Linked DNA regions of Mus musculus: region 1 is linked to region 2. The links are chromatin loops, found by intact Hi-C in ENCODE. Cell type or tissue: left cerebral cortex. All regions are shown on one strand.

Region 1 (8,000 bases), 410 kb before region 2:
AGATTTTGCAGGACCTGGTGCGAGACCCAGAAGTCCTGGGTCTCCAAATGGGGTCAGTTAGAAGCCAATCTGGGTTACCTCGGCCCCATGGTTCCTGGAGGCCTAAGTACATGGGCAAGTGAGAGCAGACATGGTATCTGTCTCCCTGCTTATGGTAGAACAGCCCAGGGCCCTGAAGGACAGGGCCACTCGTATGAGTATTGATGAGAAGGGGCCACAGGCAACAAAGGGAAGAAAGCAGAGTAGACCTTTGGCTGATGTCAGGGTTCATGTGGCACAAGACAAGGACAAAGGTAGGGGGTGTAGTTCACTTGGGAGAATGTTTATGTAGCATGCACAAGGTTTAATCCCCAGTACCACAAATAAGTGTAGTGGTACACACCTGTAATCCCAGGAGTAGAGGCTGGAAGATCTAGAGTTCAAGGTCACCCTCAACAATGTCATGAGTTCAAGGCCAGCCTGTGGCCTTATAAAACCAACAAAACCAAGGACAGCACAGACCCACCAGAGGGTGAGTATCCTCCTGCAATAACAGTCCATACTGGACTGAAAGTCACTCCCTAACTCCAATCCCCCTTAGGAAATCCCCAGCCGGACTCCTTCCCAGTGTGTCACAGAAGGGACTGAGGGGGTGGGGGCGGGATAGAATTTTGCTACTCCCAAAACTTAGTGGTTTGGAAGCACAACCATTTATGATACTCTCCATTCTGGAATTGGTGCAGAGTTTGGGGAAGACAGCAGCCTATCTCTGTCCTGTGGGATGTTTGTCTATCAGGGAGATGTGACGGGAGCTAAAAAGATTCAAGGTAGCTGCTTCTAACGGTGTCTGCTGCCTTATCAGGGGAGGGTGGGAAGGCTGGGGAAGGCTGGTCTCTGTTTCCACACAGTCTGTTCGGACTAGCATAACATCCTGGAGGCTCACCTCTACAGCAGTGTAACAAGCCGTCAAGCATTGGAGGCCTGAGCCAGAATGTTCCATAAGAACATCTGGGCGCCTTCTGTTGTCTAAGCACATCACTGGCTCCTCAGCTTCAAGTTGAGGAGAGTCTGACACCTGCCAGGAGAAACTGCCTGCTCATACTGGAGGCAAGCAAGACAGGAAGTGGCCACAGACCCCAGGAAGTCACCCTCTACAGAGGTGGTTCTCAACCTTCCTAACGCTGCCACCCTGTAACACAGTCCCTCATGTTGTGCTGACCCCTAACCATAGCATTCATTTCATTGCTAATTCATAACTGTAATTTTACTACTGTTATGGATTGTAATGGAAATACTTTTGGAGATAGAGGTTTGTTAAAGGGGTCACTGACCTACAGAGAGAACCGCTGCTCTGTGGGAACATCTATAGTCCCTCTGTCCTTGGAGGAGGCATCCGTTGATATACATACAGGCCTCTAGAGTTTTCTCAGGAGTAGGGGACTCCTGAGACAGTCTGGCTTTGCTGTCCCCTGGTCCCCACAATATCCTTTCTGTGGCAGGCTGCAGCAGAGGCAGGGGCAGTAATTCTGTCAGCTGCAGTTTATCAGGGGTGGTGCTGACAGATAGGCTACAAGCCATTCCTGAATTCTCTTCTTTAATCCCACTCTGAAGATAACATATTCCCTGTGAGAGGCAAATCTGGAGAGTCAGGAGGTAGAGAGGACAGCGAGGCCCATCTCCAGGTAGGTTTGAAAGCCAGAACTCATTCTCAACCACTCTCAACTCAGGCTTCTCATCCGTGAAAGTGGACGAAGCTACACTACCTCCTGCAGTCTCTCTTTCACGGATGAATGAGGTGCTGGTGGCGGGCACACTATGGTGTAGGTAGGTGAGCAGAGTGAATGTCAATGCCCATGGTCACGATGTATGCCAGTCAACCCTCCCAGGCCACCCTGGCACCTCAGTAGAGTCTAGAAATCTAATCAGAATACAAGGAGGTTTAGCAGCTGTGCTAAAGGCCTGGTAATCTGGCCTTGGCATCTATTAGGAGCTGGGGACACAGTGGCCATGCAGTGCAGTCCTAGGTGGTCAGAGCTCCCCCTAGGAGTTCGGTTGCTCGGCCTGCAAAGGGATTTATGTCCTCCTGTTATGGTATAATCTGCATTCACAACTCTGGCTGTTACTACAAAGGGAAGGCTGGAGAGGCCTCTGGTGACCCAGAGACTGGGTCTCTGGCTGCCCTGGCACAATCCCAGGCTCTCTCTTCCCTCAGCTCCTTTGAGTCCAGCCACCACCTCAACCAGGACATCAGCAGTGACCATGCCTGGTTCTCTGCTCATCAACTTCATCCTTGCTCCCCAACCCCCCTGTGCTGTGGAGACACCTTCCTGAGAGTGGTGTTGCAGAATATCCCGGGTACAAGAAGATGAAGCCAAAGGAAGAGCAGGCCAGGGAGGAGCAGGGACAGGGGTCGTCTCTGAGACCATCCCTTGCCCACTGCACTGAGCCCAGGGCTGATCAGCACTAAAGCAGTGGTCTACCTGTTTTGACAACAAGAAACCCTGGGCAGGGCCCAACCACTGCCCAGGGCTGTGTAGCGGCACCATGATGCTTCAGAAAGTGCTAAGCGCTCTGCATTCCATTGTGTAGATGAGGAGCAGGAAGAGAGGTGACAGGCACAAGGTCCCAAAATAAGTCGTCAGCCATAGTCCCTGCTCTGACTCAAGCTGAACCAGGAAGTGGCCACACGAAAGAGGCTACCACCACTGCCACAGCCCTCAGAAAACTTTCCCCTGGGACGCACAAGGTCAGGCGAGTGGGGGAGGGGGCAGCCGGAGGCCCTGACTTTGTTCTGACTCGCAGACATTTACATAGGTCGTTAAAAAAATATGGCGTCGTAAAGAGAGGCATGGGCACAGTAAAGCCTGGCCCTCCATTACCTGCCAGCTCCCCGGCTTCATAAGGGACACTCCAAGGACACAAGGAACACGGCTGAATGGAAACTTAGAGCAGCATCCACAGCAGCACCCAGTGCTGCGAGGCAGAGCGGGCTGGGACCTGTCCATGGTCCAGCACTAGACCTGGACATGCTTTGGGGGTGACCTTGCTAAGTATCTCTGGTCCTATCTTTCCCAAGAGCCTAGGAGAAGCCAACACCATCTGGGCCTTCTATCTGTTTCCAGCTTCCCATCATGCTCCAGCCTGGCCTGCCCATGACAACGAAAGCAACAATCACAACCTCCCCAGGCATGTGCTTGGCCCCGTTAATCCCCATCTTCAAGGTGGCATGCTACCCTGATAGTCACCTGGGACAACTGGGAGCTATGGCCCCTCCACCTCCCCAGCCTTGGTGTCCCTTCTGGCCCATTTCCCACACTGCCTCAAATGCTGCTCTGTGCAGAGCGCCCTGAGACTTCTCATCCAGATAGCTAGGAAGTCCAAAGTCCCATCAGCAGGGTAGGCTGGGGTACAGTATGAGGGGATCAAAAACAGATAGCAGATTTTTCAAAGTGACCCAGAATCTCTGAGTGCCCTGATTTAAAAAGAAGATGTACTTGAAAGCTCCGCCTTGCTTGCTAGATCTCCCTGGGTTGGACAGAAGCCTCCCTCCTCTGGGTGGATGCTGTTTCCATGGAGAGAAGCCAGGTACAGGATGATGGCCAGGGAGGCTGAGGCAGAATGTTGGCGAGAGCACTCCAGGGGCAATGGTGAGTTGTTGTGTGCTCTTGTGACACATCTCACAGCTGAAGGAGGAAAGTCCTGGAGGCCAAAGAGTCCAAAGTGAGTATGCACACCTCTGCACACACAGACACCCCACCCCAGTAAGCTCACACACCCACCCCAAAGCACTCAACATCTGTACAGCACCCCCTCCCATTCTCCCACACTGACAGGACAGCAGATTACATCCACACAAAACCTTACACACACACGCATACGTGCTCACACGCACACGCATATGCACATGCACACGCACATGTGAGGCTGAATGTAACATTTACATACATGGTAGCCTCAGCCTAGAGCCTCCTCATCCTCACCCTCAATGAGGGCGTTCCAAGCACTGTATCCTAGGCAACCAGCCTGAACTATCTAGCTATGCTACGAGGGACTGGGGAGGGGGCATGGTCATGGGAACCACATCCATATACTTCCTTGGGGACCTGTGTGCTTTGGCCCTTGTTCTTTAAAGGTTGAGAGACTTGGGGCTAGAGTGATAACGATGGCTCAGGAGCACCCAGACGAAAATGAACCATGATGGTGCTGATTGATCTTTCTAGATGGGCTTGGGTGAGCATATTGGCCAGAGAAGCCATAGTTGGCTGACTCTCCCCTGACTACATGTACCTATGCATACACACACACACACACACACACACACACACACACACACAACTTCTTATGGCAAACTTCAGTTCGTGGTCTAGGCCCTTCCACAAATGAATCCTCTAACTTTGGGTTTGCCAACATGGGGATCAGGTAAGACTAGACGCTGAACTTTTTACCATTGAAATATAGCATATCGGGACGTTGGGTTGAGTATAGGGGCTTAAGAGCACAGAGTCTGCAGCCAAGAGAGCTGGGTCCAAATCTTGGCTCTACCACCAGCCAGCTGTGCAACTGTGGCAAGCTGCCCATTCAGCTTGTGAGGAGTGAATTAGATCGTGCCTTGGAGGCCCTTAGAACTGGGTCTGGCACAGAATAAGTGGCCAATAAATGTGTGCCCTACTGTTATGATTCATGCAGATCTCCACAGCTTTCAGTGCCCAGTCGTTGTTCGAAACATGCAGAACAATCATGGGCCACTAAAGCCAGAGCCTCATGGGCCCAGGAGGAAGGTTCGTCCCCACCACACAGTCAGAGCTTTACCAACACCAGGTGCCCTACCCCAAAACGAATTTTGTCCCATTGGGGTGAAATTAGCAGTCCTGATTGTCATTTTCCTACTGGGTGCTTACATTGAAATTAAGCACGGTCTCTCCCAGGCTCTTAGGCAGGGCTCTGCATGCGAGCACATTCTCTATTTCACGGCCCATTGCTTTCAGCTCTAGGAAGATTCACCTGCTCCCACCAGAAGGGGAGTTGTTCTCCACCTCCAAAGGCACTGGCTACAGGATGAGGCTTTAGACCTTCCCATCCTAATTCAATCTGGATTTGTACACTGTCCCAGGACAGTGTATGCCTCTACACACCCTGGGCGGTCCATAGAGTCAGGTACTAGCTCAACTCAGCTGTCATTCCTGTGTGTTCCCTGGGTTTTCCCCACTTGGAAATGGGATGTTGTTTGATCTAGAACTTCCCCCATCGAGTACCTACTTCTACAAGTCACTGAGAGGCACGGGTTGTAGTAGGAAGAACGTGATGAGCAGGACCCTACCTTAGGAAGCTTAGAGGGCAGGGTGGGGAGGGTGGGAGCAAACCCGCGGTTCATGGGAAACATTGGAAACTGCAGGGAGAAGGCTGGGAAATAGTTCAGTTGGTAAAGTACTTGCTATGCAACCATAAGGTCCTGCTTTTAATCCCCAGAACCCCCCACAAAAACCCTCAAGCAATGACACACTTGGAACCCGGGGCTACGGAAGCAGAGACAGGCTGAGTCCTTCACTGACTAGAGAGAGTCTCAAAAAACAAGGTCATGGCTCCTGAGGAATGACAAAGTTGACCTCTGGTTCTCTCTCTCTCTCTCTCTCTCTCTCTCTCTCTCTCTCTCTCTCTCTCTCTGTGTGTGTGTGTGTGTGTGTGTGTGTGTGTGTATGTGTGTGTGTCTCACCCTGTTAAGGAAGAGATGAGTATCAAGCATTGTGAGAAATCACAGGGTAGGATAGGAGCAGCTGTGAGTCACAAAGTACTCTGCGCCCTGTCAATCAGCTATTGATTGGAAACCACAATCAATGGAAGGGGCCATAACTCCCAGGTCCCAAGACTGTGCAGCACCTCTTTCCTCTACTGCTGCTACCTTCCTGGGACACAGGCCCAAAGTCCCCAATGCTCAGTCCCCCGCCCCTGCTCTCCTGTCCCATCTCACTCTAGGGGGCAGGCAAGCAGCAGCCCCCCACTCCTTTATCACAGCAGGACCTGCCCTCAGCCCTGCTTTACATAATTGGCTTCTGGTGAGATCGGTCGGAAGCGATCTGCCACCAGCTTAAGCCTCTGCTCTGCTCTGCGATAATCTGCAGGCACCCTGAGGCACATTACTGCTCTTCTCAGCAAAAAAGAAAAAGAAATGAAGATCATGGCTCTCCCTTCAGGGACTGTTGGCAAACTTGGATACCATGTCCAGGAAAAGTACCAAGCTTGTGAGATGTGCCCAGTAGGTGCCAGCCACTGCCCTTCAGGAAATGGAGTAAGAGCCCTGGGCCACTCATGTGTTAACTACCAGGGCTGTCTGTGTTCCCTTAATACTTGACTGCTAGAACAGCCCATTTGACTGGGGGAGCGGGGGGGGGGGAGTGGGGGGACAGTGAGAGGGTGTTCCTGTTGAACAGACGCTGGGGAAGCCTAGGCCAGTGTGGCGAACAGGGACAAGGGAGTGTTTCCTCTTTCCCTTCGGCTCAGCTTGTGACTGCACAGAGCCACCTGTCCCTCTCTGTAGAGGTGGCTTGCTCAGATGTCCTGTCAGGGGGATGCATGACTGAGCTTGTTGCCCAGAGATGGCAGCCTCAGCTTCCCCAGCCCTCAGGGACAACTCACCAGCTTCCCTGTTTAGCTGTAGACTCCCAGAGGGAGCTGTCAGGCCAGGATTAGGTCAAGTGTCTACCGTTGGTCCAATCAGCCAGGACAGGACCAGGAGGCAGTCAAGGCTTTTTCTCTTCTGGGCTGTGGGAAGGACAAGGTCTGGACGCGAGAATACAGACAGAATGAAAATGATCCTCCCCACCTCCCAAAACTGGTGGCTCAGCTCCAGCTGCCTGATGGAGTCAGGGGCAGACACGTCCTCCTGCCTGGACGACAGGCAGCTGAAGAGCTCCCCATGTATTCGGAATGTGCAGACAAGGTTCAAAGCCGGTGTTAGCCACTTTCTCATGCCTATTCTTTCACTGTGGATATCCACTCCTCTGGTCATGTTCAGACCACATAAAAGGCTCGCTCTCCTTGCTGAAACCAGTGTTCCCCAGGCTGTGAACACTGATGTTCTAGAACATGTGGTAAGAATCCAGATTCCCAGGCAAGACCCAGCCCGACTGGATCAGAACACCTCCAGAGGACCTTTCCCACCGCATCAGCATCCTAGGCATGCCATCCAATCATGAGGGAAGTCAGCCCAAGCCATAGGGACACCCATGCAGCAAAGGAGGCGGAGCATCAGTTCCCAGCCGTGCAGGCACCAGCAAGGGGCCAGTTCATTCTCTCAGGTCCTCCTCCCGGCCTGATCTCACCCCAGCCCCATTCCCGTGCTGGGAAAACAGAGTGGATAGCCCCGCTCTGTCTGATCACAGGGCCCTGTGATAGGTGAGATGAGCTTCCCCCAACCCTGACCCCCTGGGGTAAGTAGTGAACCCCAGTCTGACAGTACTTCCTACCCTGGATGTGCCTACTCTATGAGAGGGCACCTGAGTCACACTGAACAGCTCCATGTGTCCTTGCTGTTGAGCACTACCTGGTTGCTTGAGCCACCGCGGCTGATCAAAACCCTTCCCTGGGATTTTGAATACGGTTTTGTCAAGAGGGAGGCTGGGGAAGGCCTCTTAGAATTTATAGACTCCTGGAGGAGCAGAGGCCGGCAAAGAAATGTCCCTACAAGAAAGGTAACACTGGTTCTGTTTTCCTCTGTGGTCCCTTGAGCCTGCCTCTCAGTGGGTTGCAGGTCTGTAGGCCACAGCAGAATTCCTGACTTTGCTACTGAATGAAAACAAGAAATAAAAAAGGAAAAGGAACATGACTGGTCTCGGGGTTTGGCACCAGATGAATGAAAAAGAGAAACAAAAAGGAAAGAACATGACTGCTTCTAGGTATGGAGGAGAAGGTTTATTGTAGATTAAAGGGACAGCATGGCCCTTTTATATGGGAGACAGCATCTCCCAAAGTCAGAGACATCTGGGAGAGCCCAGAGTGAATGTGACCCTGAGCCATGTGAGGAGGCG
Region 2 (8,000 bases):
TAGGTCAGAGCAGAGACAAGAACTACATCTCTAGGCAAGAAGTCCATCAGGTGGTCCTCTGAGCATTTCTCAAAATAACGAAATTCAGTCCATATAACATTGTCATAGCCACTGCACGTTTCCATTTAGATTCACTCACTAACTGGAAGGAAACCCTCCCCTCTGCAGCCACACACACACATTTTATATATACATATATTATGAATTTGGGAGTGTTACTAGTATAGCACTTGAAGTTTTCACAAGTAACATCTGTATTGACTGGATTCTTTTTTTCTTTTCTATTAAAGTCTATGCCATAGATTCTTCCATTTCTGTTGAGAGTTTGAACAACTAAGCCCCACTGGAACTTTCCCTTAAGCCACATGGACAGTCTCTCTCTCGGCACATGTAGGTGCTAGAGAAACAGGACTGTGGCGAGAGCAGGCAAGAGCAAGAATCGCTGTCCCTCAGAGTGCCTTGTTAGCATAGTAACCTAGCCATGGAGAGAATAGCCCCCCGTGCCCCAGACAGCTCTTGGGGAATGCATGCAACCACGTAGTGTGCAAAAGATCACCATAAAGGACAGCAGCTGATGAGCAAATGAACAATCAAATAGACATGTGGAGTAGGCCATGAAGTTCCTGAAAATCACCAACCCCAGGGCCGAGTTAGATTGGAAGGCACACGGATAGCAGAGGGCTTCAGGGGTTGTTCTCAGGACATGGACTGGATAAGGTCATGGGGGAGTGAGTGCCCCTCACCGCTGGTGCTGAGGGCCAAGGAGAAACCCTCAAGAACTAGTCAGCGCAGCCTTCCTTCGTCATGCTAGAGGAGCCTTTTCTGCCTCTGAGCTCAGGGTGTTCATGAAGATGGGACTCTAAAGCTCTGGGAAGCCATGCCTCTAGGAGCAAAGCCTCAGCCATCAAAATCCCCATGCACAATCTTGAAGCCCACTCAGTAGTGGGTCATGCAAGCTTTCCAAGTTTGATTTATCCAGTATTGGGAAATCAGCAAATATTAGCTGGTAACCTACAGTGAGGATTTCCCAAAGCCTTTACCTAGAGTGATCTGAAAAGATGCAGGCTAGTCTCAGAAACTGGGATGGATTTAGGAAGCTTCATTATATTCTAAGTAATTCTAGGCTTATAAAGCATCCACACAGTGGGAAACAGGACAGAACTCGGCTCTCTGGGCCAGCTCTGGCATGCTTGTTATTTCTCTCACTAGTGGATAAGGATTGGGATTCTGGTCCAGCCTCGTAACTAAACAGAATGGCTGCCCATAAAACTGGGTTATTAGATTTACCTCATTGAAGCTCATTTTCTGAGAGACCCAAAGTGCTGCGCTGAGACAAACCCAAGTGCACCGAAGTCCATCCGCTCATGCTCACAGCGGTGCACAGGTGGGGACGCCATGGACCAAAGCCAATGCCCCAAGGGAAGTCAGAAGAGCCATAATGCAGGACCCTAGACAGGTTATACCAAAGAAAACAAGCCTTCCTCATCCTGCTGCTTCTCAGATGACGGGGTGAGCTGTGACAGATGCCAGAGGAAGGGTTTGCAAACATTCCATGGTCAAGGTGTTCAACGGGTAAGTCCATCCCCAAACCAGTAAAATAAAATAAAAAGAAGGGTTCTCTGTTAGTTAGTTTCACGCAGGCCGTTTGTACGTCAGAAGAAAAGGTGTAGGGAGCGGCAGCAGCCAGAGCAGATGGCAAAAAAAAAAAAATTCTCTGCTATCTTAAGAAGGAGCTTTTAACCGGCGCACTCTCACCACACCTGGCTAGTGCCAGACCTTATGCACGGGAGCACCGCATCTGTAATATCAAAGCTTGGGTTTATGGTGATTTTTTTTTTTCCTAAAAAGAGGTGCTGTCAAGAGATTTGTTTAAAGAACTCTTGGGAAATTTTCTTAACCCACTGTACCATTTTATGAACCTCCCCACAAAAATGACTCTCACTCAGCATCCCCATCATCTAACATGTAAGTACCCAGACTGTCTAAGGTGCTATACAGCTGTTACACACCTACCCCTGCAGCTGTTTTAAATTAGAGACTTCTGCATCAGCTGCCACTGGACGTTTTGCCCATGCAGATGGGCCACAGGGGTCTGCATTCTGAGCGTCCTTTATACATTCCCCCTTCAGCAGCCTCTATGTCTGTCCCTGTCCCTGCTTCCCATCCCATCTCACCCATCCCATGGTTTTTTAAATCAAGAAAGTTTCAGGGAATCAAAAGAGGTTGGGATTTTTTTTTAACCCAGCAGAATCGCAGAGTTATATATTTTGCTATGAACATTGTTGTGGTACAGAAAATCCACTTTGCCTGTTGGTTTGTGGCAAGTCTGTGTGTCTGCACTCTTGGTAACTTGAATGTCGAGCCAGCCCTATGGCTTCAATGTAGTGTTGTTGAAAGATTAAACCACACAGCTTCAGGAAGCCTACTCAAGTTGTTCCTTCCTTATTTCCCATCCCTGACCAGTTCTGGAGAGCGGTGTGTATAGACACTGGGCTGGGTTTTCTGTTCATGACACAGAGGGCATTTTGTTGGGAGGTGGAGGCAGAAGCAAGATGTCACCTGTCTCAGTGAATTGAATCATGACAGTCCTTATTCTAATATCACTAATTCTCCATGGCACTGCCCTCATTCTGCTTTGGGAAATCTTGTTTCTCTTCCTTCGGCCCTTTACCCATCTCCTCTCGTATTTTTACAATTGTATGAATCAATAACAGGTCCCTGTGTCACCAGTGGCGCCTCCCTTTGGTTTGCTGTGGTACTTTGCTGTGTATTCTGTGGCCTCACGTTACTGTGTAAATAAATTCTGTTTAATATACACTAAAAACCAGACTTGAAGTGCATGTCCTTCCGGTGGCTTGTCCATAGAGGCGTGCTGGCGTGGGTCTAACTGTAGATGCAGCTCTCGTATTCATTCCCAAGATGCCTTCCTGTTCTTAAAACAGGCTACAGTAGGTAGCTTTTCGCCAGCATGCCCTCTGCCCTCTGGACTCCATTTCTTACCGACAGACTCTTTTCTCTTCAGTGCCTCTGTAATTTGAGAAAAGGGGGGCTCCAAGAGCAAGTGGCTAACTCCTCAGGTTTGCTGGGTAAGATCGCCCCCTGGTGTCCAGACACTGCAGACTGCCTGGTTAGAGAGGCTTGGCGGCAGCTGATTTAACTGACTCCTCCAGCAGGAAGTCAGGCTGCGGAGACAAGCCTGTACACCATCATCTACAAAATCAGGCCTGCCCTTAAGGTACATTTGTCACAGGAGACATCCTTCCAGAGGCAGCCGACAGGTAACAAAAAAGGAGCCCATCTGGTTTAGGCAAAAAGACGGCAGTGAGCAGTGAAAAATGCTGCTAACATTTTTCTTAAGTTCTCTCAGAAAGGTAGTTTCCAGGCTTGGGTTTTATGTTGCTGAGGTACAAACTCCATATGAATGTGTACTCTAAGCGTGTTTCCTGCATCCAGGAGGAAGAGTTAACAAACTGACCAGATGTTGCCCAGGCTTTGCATACAGCCTGGGCTTGAGCAGTGTAGGTCACAGAGAATGTGGTACGATGATTGTGTAACTGCCCAACACTAGTGCTATATGAGTAGCCACTCTGGGGACTTAAAAGATTATGGGCTCTGGAGGTGTAGGCCAGTCATGGTTGGCTTAACCTGAGTTTAGGGAGACAAGGGTCAGCTAGAGGAGATGGACCCTTGTCATCAGCATTCCTGCAGAGTCACTTTTCAACCCATGCTATGGGGAAGCTGATTTCTTTCCTACCTGGAATACGCAAGTCTCTGCAGCCCTGCCACCCCTACATGTGCGCTCTCCCCAGCCCAACCAGGAGGCTTCCCTCTAAGTGAGACTGCATTCCTCCAGGGAAGGAGTTTCATTAGCACCTTAGGAGCCAAGAGCAGCAGTTGGCAGATCACAAGTTGTCATTAAAGGCAGCTCACAGCAATTATGGCTAAAACTTAAAAATTGAATTTCACACTGGGCAAGGCTTGAAGAGGGGCTGGTTGCTAAGCTCCAACTCAAATGTGCAAAACACTTTTAAGAGCAAACAGGTTGTCTGAGTATGACAGGGATTTCAGTACCAGATAACCCTCTCTATGTGTACCCTCAGTCCAGTAATTGATGGTTCCTGTGTCCTCTGGAAGCCACTGAAGCCTCTGAAAGCTGCTGGAAAGCATGGGGACCTTTAGTCTCCGCCTAAGAACCAGGGGATCAGGAATGAAAAAATGACCCCAGAGTGAAGAATGATCTCCAGTTAACACTGTTCATATTGTTCTTGTGCGGGACCAGAGTTAGGTACCCAGTGCCCATGTCAGGTAGTTCACAACTGCCTGGAACTCCATCTCCCAGTGCCCACACACACAGACATATATAGCACATAATTTTAAAATAAAAGCTTCAGGATAACATGGCTATAACACAATGAGAATAACATTTATCTTTTAAAATAGCAAAACTGGAGGCCTCTGGGAAATCTATAAGCAAAGCATCTAGGAACCTCTAGAGAGGAAGGAAATTCACCTGTGGAGGCAGGGCACAGTACAGGGGCCTCCTATATGTCAGTCCCCACCACCCACTGCTAATCCAGGCTTGAGCCAGAATCAAAGGGAGAGCCAAAACCTCCAGGCAGTGCTGGAGAGATGAATATGGGTTAAGAGCATTTACTCTTGAAAAGGACCCAGATGTGGCTCCCATGTTAGTTGGATCACAAGCACCTGTAAGTCCAGCTCCAGGAGATCCATGATCGCGCTCACTTTCTTTGCCCCACTGTCTGGAAGTGTAGGACATGGATGTCTAACTTCTCCCTCCGTGTCTTCAAACCTGCTTTCTGCCCTTTTGTCTCCTGTTCTCTCTTCTCCCTTTCCTCCCGCACCCCAGCTCTTGAACCGCAAATCCAACCCCACCCCCACTCCCATTTTGATCCATTCAGACTCCAGCAGCCATAGAGGATCATCTCTCCCCAGTCTTAACCTGCCTGGTACCACAGATGCCACCTGATGCTAGCACAGAGTCTGGCCGTGGGCACCTCTCCCTCCATAGCAGGAGGGTCTGAGCTTGGCTTCTCTCACAGACTCTTCTTCCTCTTTGGCCTCCCAAAGACAGGACAAGTAGCCACTTCCAAGAACAATATACAGAGGTACACTGTTCCAAAGAGCCCCAACCTGCACCTCAGAATTAACAGTTTCATGCAGGTGCACACACACACACAGCCTGCTGGATTGATGTGTTCCCAACCACCCATATGACGGTTCCATCATTTCTCAGATGAGAGATTCGCCCCTTTGCATTGTTAACAGTGATTTGAACCGAAAGCTGCACGATCTTGTGTGTGGAGCTTTCTCATCCACCTCGCTGCTGCCAGCTGTGCCTCCAGGACACCAGAACAGGAAAAACTAGGAGAACGGGGAAGGTGCCCTGAGGGCATTGGAGAGGCTTAAAGGAAACTTTTCGGTTTGTTTTCAGTTTTCTGCTTATTGGTGCCATGTGCTGATCCCAACTCCGACAGGGTCAAAGCTTGGCCAACTTGCTAACCAGTGTATTATAAGCCTTTATCTTGTAGCCTGGTTTTGTTCCAATGGATAGGTATTCACGGTGATGCACTGGCAACCAAGGCTCCTTGGCATGGCAGAGAGAGAGGGAAGGAAGAGGTAAATGCAGAGAGCCCAACTGAACTGTGGCCAGCCAGGCACCAGGCACACAGCTACCCCACAGGTGGGAAGTGCCTTATTTTGTAAGAAACCCTAATCATTAATCCAGAAGGAATCCATTGCTTTCAGTTCCCCCTAGTTTCTGTACCAAAGTAACAACTAAGGAGAAAACTGGTAGCCAACTGTTCTGTTTTTCCTTTCTGTAGTTATAGGGTAATCTGCCCCCCCCCCCCCCCACACACACACAAACACAACCCTTCCATTTCCTGCATAGACATGGACATCAATTAAGACTATAAAACTACCACTGGAGAGATGGCTCAGCGGTTAAGAGCACTGACTGCTCTTCCAGAGATCCTGAGTTCAAATCCCATCAACCACGTGATGGCTCACAACCATCCGTAACGAGATCTGATGCCCTCTTCTGGAGTGTCTGAAGACAACTACAGTGTACTTACATATAATAAATGAATTAATTTTAAAAAAAACTGTAAAACTATCATCCTGTATCTCCATGTTTACCTAACTATAACACACACACACACACTGACCCTTACACCTTTGTAGGGTTCTACTTACAAAACAGTAATACTTTTCTATGGCCAGGATTCTGCCTACTGCTTTGCTCACTGACAGTATGGCAGGCCTCTTGAAAGGCAGCTTTCTCGCTACAAATAGTAATATGTATACAACATAAGAATTTTATTAACATTTCTACTCTGGGCATTCAGTCGCAAACTGACTGATGGCTGAACAGTTAAATCGGAGGGGCTGGAAAAACAGCTCTGGGCACAGCACTTACCTGGCATGTTCAAGGCCCTGTATTTGATTCCTAGCACCATTTTTTAAAATGAAATTCAAAAGTTGGACATGAAGAAATAAAATATGAAGAACGAGAAACCTTTTGAGAGCTACAGCATGAGAACTGCAGAGACAAGCCAGTAGATTTTCTCTCAAGTATCTCCATGAAATTTGGATTTAGAATATCAGATTTTTGCTAGGAGTAGGAATTACAAAATGGTTCTCCAAGTCGCTTGGAAGAGTGAGTAGACGATTCTTAGGAATTGTGTGGAAGTGAAGAGACTCATTAGAAATGGTTTGATGAATAAAACCCTAGGGAACGGTGTCTTAGCCAAGGTGACTGTTGCTGTGGTGACTCACTATGACCAAAAGCAACTTGGGGAGGAAAGGGTTTATCTGACTCACAGTTCCGTGTATCAGTTCATCATCTAAAGCAATGAGAGCAGGGACTCAAGTGGGCAGGAACCTGAAGTCAGGAGCTGATGCAGAAGCCATGAGGAGTGTCACTTACTGGCTTGCTCCCCATGGCTAGCCAGCCTGTTTTCTTATAGAATGCAGCACCACCAGCCTAGGGGTGGCCCCACCTACAATGAGCTGGGCCCTCCCATACCAATCATTAATTAAGAAAATGCCCTATGAGCCTGCCTGAGGGCCAATATTATGAAAGCATTTTCTCAATTGAGGCTCCCACGTCTCAGATGACTGTATCGTGTGTCACGTTGACATAAAACTAGCCAGCACATGCGTGTGGAAGGACAGAACATGCATAACAGCATAGGTGACCTAGAGTGAAGGGTCCGCCAAAACTAAATATAGGCAAGAAAGTGTCCAATATGCTCTTTACAACTATGTGGCTGTTCAGACAATAATTAGTCTGCATACTGTAGACCCATACAAACCCAATCACATCACACCACTGAGGAAAGAAAAGAAGAAAAGAGTCCCTAAGAACTATAAAGAATTTTAAGTCAATATGCGTTTCATCTCGTGTCAAAAAAGGATTTTTCTAAGCTAAAAGGCAGTGGGAGGCATCTGAAAGGAGATCAATGGCTTTGACTAAAGATGATAAACCTCTGCCCACTGAAAACATTAGAAAGCAAATTGAAAAGTAAATAACCAGGAAAGCTTTTTGAACAAACACAGCAGTCACAGCCTTAAAATCCTGAGTTATAAAGAGCCCATGTAAATTATTATGAACATAAGCTACCAGGAGGCAGGGTAGACAAGTCGGGAAAATCCAAGTTTAACCTTCCTGGAAGTGAGAGAAATGAAAAACTAAGGCGGCGTTAGGATGGCATGCCTTAACAGCATTTGAGTAGCATTTCCAGTCAGATGTCAGCTTGGCTAGACAGTTGGGAGATTAGAGCTGACCTGCCTGGTCCCCATTCAGAAATGACCCTCCACTAATGTATTGTCAGCTGCCCATGTCCCAGACTCTGACTCCTTTTAAATGAAGATCATATTGCTGGCATCCCATCATCTATCAAATGGACAGCGCTCATTTTAGGGCTGGTGCCCAGCACTAGTGACTGTTAAGCTTATGTCTGGGCAATTAAACAGGA

What was found. Hi-C counts contacts between places; a loop is a spot of excess contacts. Peaks named below come from ENCODE experiments on the same cell type or tissue, not always from the same donor. Only the 100,000 strongest peaks of a DNase experiment are listed, where the experiment ranks them.
Region 1: it touches region 2 in a loop (3-fold over the local background); 5 of 42 quality-filtered maps call a loop at or near these places.

What each region holds. Positions count from the first base shown.
Region 1 is chr9:56,607,695-56,615,694 of GRCm38, reverse strand. Gm26868 (a long non-coding RNA gene) reads right to left here. Exons shown (of 3, transcript XR_001779179.2): 2 at 3,474-3,678. Among named protein-coding and RNA genes, the nearest start is that of Gm26868, 5.0 kb to the right of the region's middle. In left cerebral cortex, no CTCF peak of the experiment used is centred here; DNase peaks (open chromatin) are centred at 2,699, 3,040, 3,466, 4,558 and 1 more place.
Region 2 is chr9:56,195,950-56,203,949 of GRCm38, reverse strand. Peak1 (pseudopodium-enriched atypical kinase 1) reads left to right here. Exons shown (of 7, transcript NM_172924.3): 7 at 1-2,824. Among named protein-coding and RNA genes, the nearest start is that of Tspan3, 39 kb to the right of the region's middle. In left cerebral cortex, a CTCF peak has its summit at 3,104 (motif pointing left); a DNase peak (open chromatin) is centred at 3,104.